Linked DNA regions of Homo sapiens: region 1 is linked to region 2. The links are chromatin contacts, found by Hi-C or POLR2A ChIA-PET in ENCODE. All regions are on one chromosome and are shown on one strand. Each heading gives the region's core, a stretch centred on a gene start or an enhancer-like site at or near the end of the contact. The rest is flanking DNA. Distances are from core to core; before and after follow the strand shown. Region 1 overlaps SBK1 (SH3 domain binding kinase 1). Region 2 overlaps XPO6 (exportin 6).

Region 1 (5,287 bases), core at 2,373-4,872, 180 kb before region 2:
CGGGCACAGGCACCGGCACGGGCACTGGCACCGGCACCGGCACGGGCAAGGGCACCGACCCGACGGCGGGGGGCGCGGGCCGGGAGCCGCTGCCGCTCTCGGTCAGCACCGTCCGCTTGAGCGGCCCAGGCGCCTCGAGGCGCAGTGGCCCGGCGGCGGGCGGGCGGTCCCCGGGGGGCTTGCGCGCGCGGTGCGAGGGCCGGCGGCGCAGCTCGGACGTGAGCTCGTGCTTGAGGAAGCGGAACACCTCCTTGGCTGGGCCGCGGCGCTCGGGCTCCAGGGCCAGTAAGCGCTGGAACATGCGCAGCGCGGGCTCGGTGAAGCGGCGCCACTGCGAAGGCAGCCCCGGCAGGCGGCCCCGCTGCCAGCGCACGAACTCCTCGAAGAAGGCGTCGGCGCCCGACGCCGCCTCCCACGGGAAGTTGCCGGTGAGCACGCAGAAGATGAGCACGCCGAAGGCCCACACGTCCACGCCCGTGTCCACCGCCAGCCCGTCGGCGCGGCCCGCCTGGCACACCTCAGGCGCCGTGTAAGGGATGGTGCCGCTCACGCGCTTGACGCGGCAGCCCACGCGGCGCGTCATGCCGAAGTCGGCCAGCTTTACGCGGCGGCACTCGCGGTCGAACAGCAGCACGTTCTCGGGCTTGATGTCGCGGTGCACCAGCTGCCGCCCGTGCATGAAGTCCAGCGCCAGGCCCAGCTGCTGCACACAGCGCTTCACCGTGTCCTCAGGGAGCCCCACCTGCGGGCGGCCGGGGGAAGCCGCGCTGTTTCCAGCTCTCCAGCGCCCGCCCCGCCGCCCTCCCCTCCAGCTCCCTCTCTAGCAAGGCGGTTTTCGCCTCCCACCCTGTCCCCAGTAACTGGGGCGACCGCGCAGACGCGGCCCGGATGCTGCTGAGCGCCCTTTCCCCCGCTGTCTCATCCAATCCTCATAGTGGCTACCATGCCTGCTTCTCCTATGGGGACATCGGGGCTCCAGGAGGGACACGCGGCTCTCCAGGAGGTTGATGAGGGGGTCCGCGGCGCCCTCCACCTGCTGTCATTTTGCCCTGCCTGCTAGATACTTATCTCGTCGGTCTTCCCCAACTAGAACGGGGCTCCCTGAGCTTCCCGTCCTGTTCCCTGCTGTGTCCGTGCATCTGTGTCTCCAGATTCTGGCATGTAGTAGGTGCTCAGCAAAGAAGGAGGACCTGCTCCGAAGGTCTCATCACTCAGCCAGCAAGTGGCAGAGCAGATTTAAAGCTAGTGCCTGGAACCCTCCCCCACCGTCCCGGTTCCAGGGTCGCTTCCTCTGAGGGCCCCTTCCCAGGTGGATCTGACACCTCTCCTCTTGTGTAGCCCCAGGGGAGGGCCCAGTGACTTCATCCCATCATTCTCACTGTCTCCTTTTAGGCACTCATCTCCATCTGTTATTATCTGGCCCGCTGTGGAGTGTCAGTTTCCCACTAGAACAGGGACTTTTGTCTTCCTTACTGCACATCCCCACCTCCCCAAATGGTAACTGACATACAGCAGGCACCCAGTAAATACTTGTTAATTAAATGGTCTGACTCCACTCCCACTCTCACACTCTGGGACCCTGAAGACCCTTTCCCCACCCTATGCCACCATCCCGAGTACCTGGGGAGGGATGATGTCAAACAGGTCCCCAGCAGGTGCGTACTCCTGGGCAAAGACGTAGCAGTCCTCTGTCTCAAAGACCACGTCAAAGACCTTGATGATGAAGGGGCTGGAGGAGAGGCTGTTGGTGATGCTCACCTCCCGTAGGAAGTTCTTCAGCTTGGTTTTGCTCTTGTTCACAAACTTCAGTGCCATTTTTGTGCCTGATGGGAGCAACAGCAACAGGGTTGAAGCCCCCTCTCCCAGTGCCTCCGCACTGGATGCACCCATGCCTGTCTCTGGACCCTGGTGCAACAGGGTCCCCAGCAGGCATGACTGTCCTCATCTCACGGATGGGAACAGACCCAGAGAGAGGAAAGGACTTGCCCAAGGCCATGCAGGCAGGGTCAACCTGAGCCTTCTACACCCACTCTGCAGCTCTCCAAGAGGAGGGGGCGAGGGGGCCTGTGATGCCCTCCACCTCTCTCATTTTGTCCTGCCCGCCATATGCTTATTTATCTTGTCAGCCTACCCCATCTAGAACGGGTCTCCCTAAGCTTCCTGTCTTGCTAAATGGATGAATGAATAAGAAATGAGACACTGCAAGGCATGTGTCCACAACTCTGTGCCTGGGCAAGCATCTGTGCCCATCTGGTACATAGCTGGGTGGAGCACACATGTGTGTCCACGGAGCATTTACACATCGCAGGCCCTGCCTTCAGCACTGCACATTCACAACTCACACTTCATTATGATTGTATGGGTTGTGCACTAATGTTACCCTATTTTACAGAGAAGGACTCTGAAGCACAGAGAGGTGAAGTCACTTGCTCAAGGTCACACAGCAAGCAAGTAACAAAGCTCAGGTGACCCCATGTTAGGTGCTCCTCCTGCTGCCCTCAGTTAGCACAAAGCCCCTGGACCCAAGCGCGTGCAGCTGTGGGAGCTCACACAGCCCCAGCCCCTGGCTGGCTGGGTGGCACGGCTGTGACCTACAGTGTGGGGGAGGTATCAAGCTCAGTGACTAAGCGACAAGGCTCTGGAGATGACTCCTGGGGTCTCGTTTTGGTTCACAGCCTCTGTAGCTGCAGGGCATTGGCTATGTGGCTGAATTGGCCTAGGTCTCCCTGTCCTCACCTGAGAGATGGTGATTGCAATATTGACCTCACAGGTCCTTCCACCACCCATTAAGTGTGGCACCCTGTTCCTGAGGAACCACCCTCACTCTCCATCCACCTTCCTGGGGCCAGACATCCCTGAGACGCTGGTGATACTCAGACACAGCCGGCAGCCCTGCCCTCCCCAGACACTCCTGGCACAGCCCCTTGGCTGTCTCAAAGTCACCCCAGATGGCCCCACAGCAGCCCATCCTGTACCCTGGCCACTCTGCCCCGGATTCCTCCCTTGCCCCATCTGCCCAGTCTCTTTCCCCCTGGGCTGCCTCAGGCCTCATCCTCTACATCTGGCCCCTGACCCTGCCTCCTGGCTTCCACAGAGCACCAGAGAGCCCCGGCCCAGCTGCAAGGTCATGTCCCCCAACCCTGACCTCCCAGCCCTGCCCCACCCCAACCTCTCAGCCCTGCCACCCTGCACTTGTTCACCTGTGCCCTTGTAGACCACCAGGTCAACCTTCCCATAGGTGCCTTTGCCCAGCTCCCGGACTAGTTCGTAGTGCTTGGTGACGTCGCTGGCGGCCAGTGTGCGGAGAGTCAGGGCCTGCATGTCTTCAGTGAGAAGGGGCACACCGGCACCAGGCCCAGGGGCAGTCCCCGGCCCACAGCAGGTCAGGGAGCGGGGCGGCTCAGGCTCTGGGCAGCCCACGCTCATCTTCTCCCTGTTGGGTAGGGGTGGTGAGCATGAAGTGTGACATCAGGCAAGGGTCCCCTCCTCCAGCCCCTCTGCCCTCCCCAGAACCCAGAAAACTTGAGGATGGGCCCGGATGCCAGGCCCAAGATAACCACAAGGGGGCGACAAGCATCTTGGTCGCGTCGCCTTCCCCAAAGCCTCAGGGGCCAGGCCTGAGTCAGCTCCCCGAAGACCAGTCACTGCCAGACCCTGCGCTTGGTGGCACCAGCCCCTCTGCCTCATGCTGCCACCCACACACAGTGTCAGGCAAGGCCCCTGTTTATGTCACACAGACACAGCCAGATACCGAGTTCACACGGGTACTCCCATTCAGAAGCGTTGGTTTTATTTGGATTGTAGAGAGGGGGGTCCCACTATGTGGCCCAGGCTGGTCTCGAAATCCTGGATTCAAGTGATCCCTCTGCCTGGCCCTCCCAAAGTGCTGGGATTACAGGCATGAGCTACTGCACCCGGCTTGTTGTTATTTTTATTTCTGAGACAGGGTCTTGCTCTGTCACCCAGGCTGGAGTGCAGTGGCGCAATCACAGCTCACTGCAGCCTCGACCTCCCAGGCTTAAGCTATCCTCCCATCTCAGCCTCCTGAGTAGATTGGATTACAGGCATGTGCCACCACACCTGGCTAATTTTTATTTATTTATTTTAATTTTTAGTTCTGGGGTACATGTGCAGGATGTGCAGGCTTGTTACATAGGTAAACGTGTGCCATGGTAGTTTGCTGCACCTATCATGCCTAATTTTTAATTTTTTTTTTGTAGAGTTGGCATCTCTTTATGTTGCCCAGGCTGGTCTAGAACTCCTGGCCTCAAGTGATCCTTCCACCTCAGCCTCCCAAAGCACTAGGATTACCAGCATGAGCCACTGTGCCCAGCTTATTCACAAGTACTGACGAAGCACCTGCTGTTCCCCAGGGCTCTCCAAAGCCTGGAGGACACAGCATGGAACAAACACCTAGGATTCCCTGCCACCATGGGGCTTACACCCCAGGGGGAGAAGGGCAGTAGACACAGTGATCACATCAGTTGTATATTACGATCGAAAGTGGTATGGCTGTCCATAAGGTAGGGGGTGGGGAAGAGGTCTGAGGGCCATGATTGCATCATCACATACCTTGGCCACGTGGTCTCAGGCCAAACTGGCAGGATGGTATAGATGTGGCCACACCATCCCACCATACACATGGCCACACATCAGCACAGCCTGGCAGTGCCTCCCCCACTGCAGACGACCTCACCACCCGACTAATGAACACTGCGCCTGGCCAACCTGACTTTTTCAAAAATTGTATTTAGGCTGGGCATGGTGGCTCACAACTGTAATCCCAGCACTTTGGGAGGCTGAGTGGGCGGATCACTTGAGGTCAGGAGTTCGAGACCAGACTGGTCAATGTGGCGGAACCCTGTCTCTACTAAAAATACAAAAATTAGTTGGGCATGGTGATGCACGCCTGTAATCCCAGCTACTTGGGAGGCTGAGGTAGGAGAACTTCTTGAACCCTGGAGGTGGAGGCTGCAGTGAGCAGAGATCGTGCCACTGCATTCCAGCCTGGGCGACAGAACAAGACTCCGTCTCAAAAAAAAAACTGTATTTGTATTGAGACAGGGTCTTGCTCTGTTGCCCAGGCTGAAGGGCAGTAGGATGATCATAGCTCACTGCAGCCTCGAACTCCTGGGCTCAAGGGATCCTCCTGCCTCAGCCTCCTGAGTAGCTGGGACTGCAAGCATGCGCCACCACATCTGGCTGATGTTTAAATTTTTTGGAGAGATGGGGTCTTGCTATGTTTTCCAGGCTGGTCTCGAACTCCTGAGATCAAGCGATCCTTCCA
Region 2 (5,722 bases), core at 624-3,123:
GTCTTCAAATACAGACACATTGAGGGTTAGGCTTCAATATATGAATGAGTACTTTTTGGGGGAAGAGTCGCACAATTCAGACCATAGAGGAACCTCATGGAGCATTGTTATTATAGCTGTTTTAGAGTCATCGATAATTCCAACACCTTTGTCATCTTGAGGTTGGCATCTGTCGATTGTCTTCTCCTTGAGAAGTTGTGTCTCTTTGAGTAGCAAGTAATTTTTTGAATCCTCTTACTTATTTGTTCTACCATTAGGCGTGGCTTCCCTCTCCATCATCATCTTATGGTCAGAGATGGATGCTGGATGATGCTACAGACATCATACCCATGATTCAGGCAGTAGGAACGAGAAGTGGGATAGGTTGGGCAAAAGAAGCTTTCTTAGAAGTCCCACCCAGTAGCTGCTTTTAGGCTCTCGTTGACCGCCCCCATCTTCAGGGGAGATGTTGTCCTTGAGTTGGCCTCAATACCCAGTGCTCTCTTGCTGAGGAAGGAGAATGGGTATTGGGCAGGCAACCAGAGTGTCTGCCACAGCCATATACTTTCTCCACCTCCCACATGACACTTTGGGAGATCAGTGATCTATGTGCATGTTTGCCTGGTTCCTACTTGGACTTAATTTTCTAAGCGATACGGGTTTTTTTTGCAGCCAGAGTTGCCAATTGCCAGTTAAGATTTTAGGTCTAATTTAGGGTTACATTTGCATAGAAAGTCTCTAAATTTCCTTTTAGCACAGCAAGACAATTTATAGATGACAAAATTCATCTGTCCTCTGGTCTGAAGTAGATTTTCTTTCCTAGGAGAATTGTGGAAATATTTTGATCTGTCACAGCAATTTATAGTGTGGAACTTCTGTAACTTTAGAAATTTATGTCTTGAACAAAGGCAAAAACATAAACTCTAGGCCTAAATGTTTGATCTTACCTTTCTATGGAGTTTACTAAGTGGGATTTTGACTTTATTGGGTGAATTTTCCCACAGACGTTGCAGATTTTATTAGTGCCTTTTTCCCTGCCGGCATTCTTTCCTGGGCCCTGTTCAGTTGCTAGTCTACTTTAGGGCTGGCGTGTGTTAGGTTGTTAAGTCGTTTGCATACAGTTGGGGAGTCATTGCTGGATATGGGCAAGTAGGGAGTGTCTCTGTCTCTAGTTAAGAAACGAGCTGTCGGGAGCTAAATAGTGGGTGCTCGTGGACATAGGATGGCAACAACAGACACTGGAGACTGATAGAGAGGGAGTGGGGAGGAGGGCAGGGGCTGAAAAGCTATTGGGTACTATGCTCAGTGCCTGGGTGAGGAGATCAGTTATACCTCAAACCTCAGCATCACGCAGTATACTCCGGTAACCAGTCTGTACATGTATCCCCTGAATCTAACATAAAAGTTGAAATTATGTTAAAAAATAAGTAAATAAATACAAATGTCAATTTTGGCATAGGTTAAATTTTTAAGTTAAAAAAAAAAAAGATACTCTGGTCACCAAAATCTGAAATGGGACAATCCAGGAGGATTTGTAAGTGGTCTGTAGACTGATTCTCATCACATGGGCTGTACCTCCTGGACTAAATGGACTGTATTTGGTCTTGGTATTGGATATCTTTTAACTTTGGTTATCATGTTGTCCCAGTACTCAACTGTATTAGATTGGGTGGTGTATTAGAGTCCTGTCAGGAAATCAGAAACCATACTTAATTATTTGAACAGAAAATTCATTTTAGGAAATTGATTAAATAGGTTTCAGAGGAAACACTGAGATAACACAGTTGATAAGTACAGGAAGTGGCTTCACCCCTAAGGCTAGAAGTACAAAGGCAAGAAGCTGGGGCTGTCAAAATCTGGAAGATCACTGCTTGGTCCCTGAGCAACTAGGGTTCAGATCTCTGAAGAGAGGGCCCCATCTAGCTGCCACAGGAGTTCAGAGGAGGGATCTTTTCGAACTGGGACCATTCCTTTGAGGAGAGGGTGTTGCCTCCACCTCTGAGGGTGCACGATACTAGTTCTGGGAATGTGGAATGAAGCTGGAAACCGGAACCAGTTGCTTCTGCCAGGTGTCTGTTGCTGGGGCAGCACTGCCAGGACAGCAAGCCCACAGGAAGGATGCAGTCCTTTTGTCCCTTCTGCCTTCCAGTCTCCCTCCAGTGTCCCTGCTGGCAGAACCTAACAGACCGAAACAAAGTGTCCTTTGAGTCTCAGCCCCAGCATCATAGCTTTGGAGAGCAGATTGATGTGGAGAGCTTACTAACCAGCACTGGTGGTTTGCTCTGTGAATGGGAGCAGTCCCTTAACTTATCTTAGAAGCGTTTCAGGATAGGCGAGTATTTAGGCAACATGATTTGTTCTTGAAAATGAGCAGTTTGTTGGTCCTTGTGGTAGCAATTGTTGCTTATAACTTGGTATCTTCTGAGTTGGGTTCTTATTACATGTGGGAAATATCCAAACCTACCGCTCTGAGTATTTCTTTGAGAAATTATTCTTAGACACAAATCAAAGGGTCAGGGTTTCCCCAGGCTCTTTTTAGTTTCTAAGTCTTCTTAAAATGGACTAAAGATTAGGTTTTGGGAGTTGGGTGGAGCAGGCTTAAAACCCATTGGTGCTGGGCGCGGGATCACGCCTGTAATCCTGACACTTTGGGAGGTCGAGGCAGGTGGATCATCTGAGGTCGGGATTTCAAGACCAATCTGGCCAACATGGCGAAATCCTGTCTCTACTAAAAATACAAAAATTAGCCAGACCTAGTGGGTCATGCCTGTAATCCCAGCCACTCGGGAGGCTGAGGCATGAGAATCACTGAACCTGGGGAGGCGGAGGTTGGAGTGAGCCAAGATTGCGCCGTTGCACTTCAGCCTGGGTGACAGAGGAGACTCTGTCTCCAAAAACAAAAACAAAACAAAACAAAACAAAACACTTCATTGGTGATTTATGTGTAGCGAGAACATGATTTTGAATTAGGGGGCCCTAGGTTCGAAATAGCTTTGTGGCCTTGGGCAGTTTATTTAACTTCTGTTAATTGTTGTTTCCTCATCAGAAAAATATTGATACCATTTACTTCTCACAGCTGTTAAAAGCATGAAATCATTGAATTAGGTAATATTTATATGCAGTGCCTATCATCCCCAGAGCAGCTGCTAAGATCATAACTTGAAAATACTTAGTAAAAGAAAGGACAAGGGATTTAAAATGCAGCACTAGAAAATACCTGTTTGACACAAAAGAAGGCAGGAATGGAGGAATTGAGGAACATAAGTCATAGAAAATAAATAGCAAAATGGCAAAAATGAGGCCTTCCTTATCAGTAATTACATTACATTTAGTGGATTAGATTCTCCTGTTAAAAAAGGCAGAGAACAGATTTTTTAAAGCCACGACCCAATGACGTGTTGTCTACAAGAGACTCACTTTGGATTCAGATACAAATAGATTGCAAGTAAAAAGATGGAAAGAGATATTCCGTGCAAAAAGTAGCCAAAAGAAAGCTCGGGTCACTATACTAATAGGAGACAAAATATATTTTAAGACAGAAATTATTGCCAGAGACAAAAAAGGCTGTTATATAAACAGTCTGTCAGGAAGATACATGGTGCCTGGTACGTCATTAAATAAATACCTCTGCTTCTCTTCCATGGGCGCACACACGTACCAACCCATAAACTCAGCCTCAGGAATTTCGATGCTCTTTTTCCATGGTGATCAACATAGACACCATTTCTTTTATAGTGCAGGAGGCATTTTCCAAATTCTAAGCTGAAAGCCTCCTTTCAATGTTGAATTTCTCCCTGCCACATAGGTACGAAGATGCCCTGGTGCTCCTGCTCACAGAGGTGTTGAATCGAATCCAGTTCAGATACAACCAAGCCCAGCTGGAGGAGTTGGATGATGAGACTCTGGATGACGATGTAAGCGGCATGCCCTGATTGATTTTTTGTCGCTGTCATGTTGTGACATCAATCAGAATGGGGACCTGGAACCCAGAGCCCTCTGCTCCGAAGACTGTTCTGAAACCAGAGTAGTCTTCTGGTTTGAGTCGTACATTTGAAATTTTTAATCTCCTGCTGGTCCCTTTTGGCTTATTAACCATAAAAAATGTTTTACAGGCTTTTTTATCTATGTGGACTAGAGATGTAAGTAGAGAAACCATATGCACAATGAAAAACGGTTTAGTGAGAACTCTGTATCCTCTCTGTCTCCCCTGCCTTGCACCCTCACCTCTGCTCCCCAACCTGGGCAGCAGTAACAGCTAGCTGGATGCTTGTGGAGACCGTTAGCAAGATACTGAACCGATAAGGCTAGAATGAAAGGAAGTCTGTTTGGAGTACATTATGCAAACTTCTGCTTCTTAAAATCAGCCTTGAATTTATTGATGCTGATGTGCCCAACATTAATAAGGAAAATGTCTTTAAGGAAACAATTCCAGTGTTTTTTTTTAAACCATTAGGCACTTTAAAATTTTTCAAATAACTGCTGCTCTTCTCAAAGTAAGAGTGACTGCGGCATGGTCAAGAGCTTATGGGTGGTCATATTTGGGTTACAGAGAGCCCTTTGCTTAGAGCCAGATGGCCTGGGTTTGAAGCTCTGCAACCTTGGGCATGGAGGAGATTGGAGGGCTGGGTGTGGCATTTCTGTGAGCCTTAATGTCCTCATCTCCCAAAAGGGGAGTGACGTGTCTTGCTTCTTAAATGTCACCATGGATAAGAATCACTGGAACAGCTTGTTAAAGCAGATTCTGATTCTGGAGGCTTGGGGTGAGGACCATAGAATTTGCATCTCTGACAGCCCACCAGGGGATGCGTTTGCTGGCTGGCTGTGGACCCCATTCTGAGTGGCACTGAGTCAGTCAGTTATGTGGATAGGGATACAGTAGTGGACCGTGTCAGAAGGTGATGCGTGATCATTTCCAACAGGTGATTTCACAAGTGGCTCTCCATCTCTGTATCCTATAACCCAAAGGGGGGAAAATAGCTTATTCTATGTGGATCATTTACTTTCTGAGGAAGTAGTTTTTTGTGAAATTAATTCATTGTTTTTAAAAAATTCTAGCTTGGCCTTTTTATAGTACCAGATAACCTGGTTCCATCATTTTCCATTTCTTCAAAATTTTATGTCTGAGAGTGGTCTTGAGGTTGGCAAGGAAGATGAGAGGATTCTGGGAGAGCTGATTCTCCTGTGCTTCCCCTACAGCAGCAGACGGAGTGGCAGCGGTACTTACGGCAGAGCTTGGAGGTGGTGGCCAAAGTGATGGAGCTCCTGCCCACGCACGCCTTCTCCACACTGGTAATGTGCTGTCCGGGGGAGTGGAGAGTGTAGCGATTTCTCTGTACACAGAGCATGGCTGGTTGACTCCCCTGGATCTCTCTCTCTCTCCCCTCTTTCCCCTCTATGTAATTTTTAAAAACAGAATAATTACCATAAGTGATGCTCAAACTGAACAAATATTAACATTTCCACAAAATATTAAACCAACTTTTGGAACCTTGTTTAGTCTTGGATATAATAGCAATTTGACTAAAGCCTTAATACCTTTATCAGTAGCTTGCAAGTGGCCAGGCCGAGTGGGAGCTGTTACTTATAGAAGTTACATTGCTGAAAAGCTGGCCTTTGTAAAGCTCGCTCTTGGCAAATTGCTAGCTTTCTCTGCGTGTGTCTATACGTGCTGGAATCTTTAGTTGTAAGGATTGATTCCCTTCCCTGTGTGGTGCGTGTTATTCAAAGAGATTTCATTAAATTC

Evidence for each region. Hi-C counts contacts between places; a loop is a spot of excess contacts on that map. ChIA-PET counts read pairs that join two places held with the same protein, here RNA polymerase II (POLR2A). Pooled maps may share reads with other maps.
Region 1: a map of naive thymus-derived CD4-positive, alpha-beta T cell shows a loop between it and region 2 (12-fold over the local background). The contact joins two enhancer-like sites. A Hi-C loop is called at or near these places in 7 of 168 maps with a recorded cell type or tissue (CD4-positive, alpha-beta T cell, CD4-positive, alpha-beta memory T cell, CD8-positive, alpha-beta T cell and 3 more), 2 of 37 single-sample maps with no recorded cell type and 12 of 50 pooled maps. POLR2A ChIA-PET finds 5 or more read pairs at or near these places in 4 of 52 experiments (CD4-positive, alpha-beta T cell, CD4-positive, alpha-beta memory T cell, WTC11 and 1 more).

The regions. Positions count from the first base shown.
Region 1 is chr16:28,315,531-28,320,817 of GRCh38, reverse strand. SBK1 (SH3 domain binding kinase 1) reads right to left here. Exons shown (of 4, transcript NM_001024401.3): 2 at 3,201-3,433; 3 at 1,621-1,823; 4 at 1-742. The coding sequence starts at 3,426. Among named protein-coding and RNA genes, the nearest start is that of SBK1, 26 kb to the right of the region's middle. Within about 2 kb of position 3,622, at least 3 of the 41 ENCODE cell types and tissues checked have a DNase peak (open chromatin) inside an H3K27ac peak, as active enhancers do; they include CD8-positive, alpha-beta T cell, where a contact is called at or near this core.
Region 2 is chr16:28,133,387-28,139,108 of GRCh38, reverse strand. It overlaps XPO6 (exportin 6), which reads left to right. Exons shown (of 24, transcript NM_015171.4): 10 at 3,785-3,893; 11 at 5,176-5,268. Among named protein-coding and RNA genes, the nearest start is that of GSG1L, 73 kb to the right of the region's middle. Within about 2 kb of position 1,873, at least 5 of the 41 ENCODE cell types and tissues checked have a DNase peak (open chromatin) inside an H3K27ac peak, as active enhancers do; they include CD8-positive, alpha-beta T cell, where a contact is called at or near this core.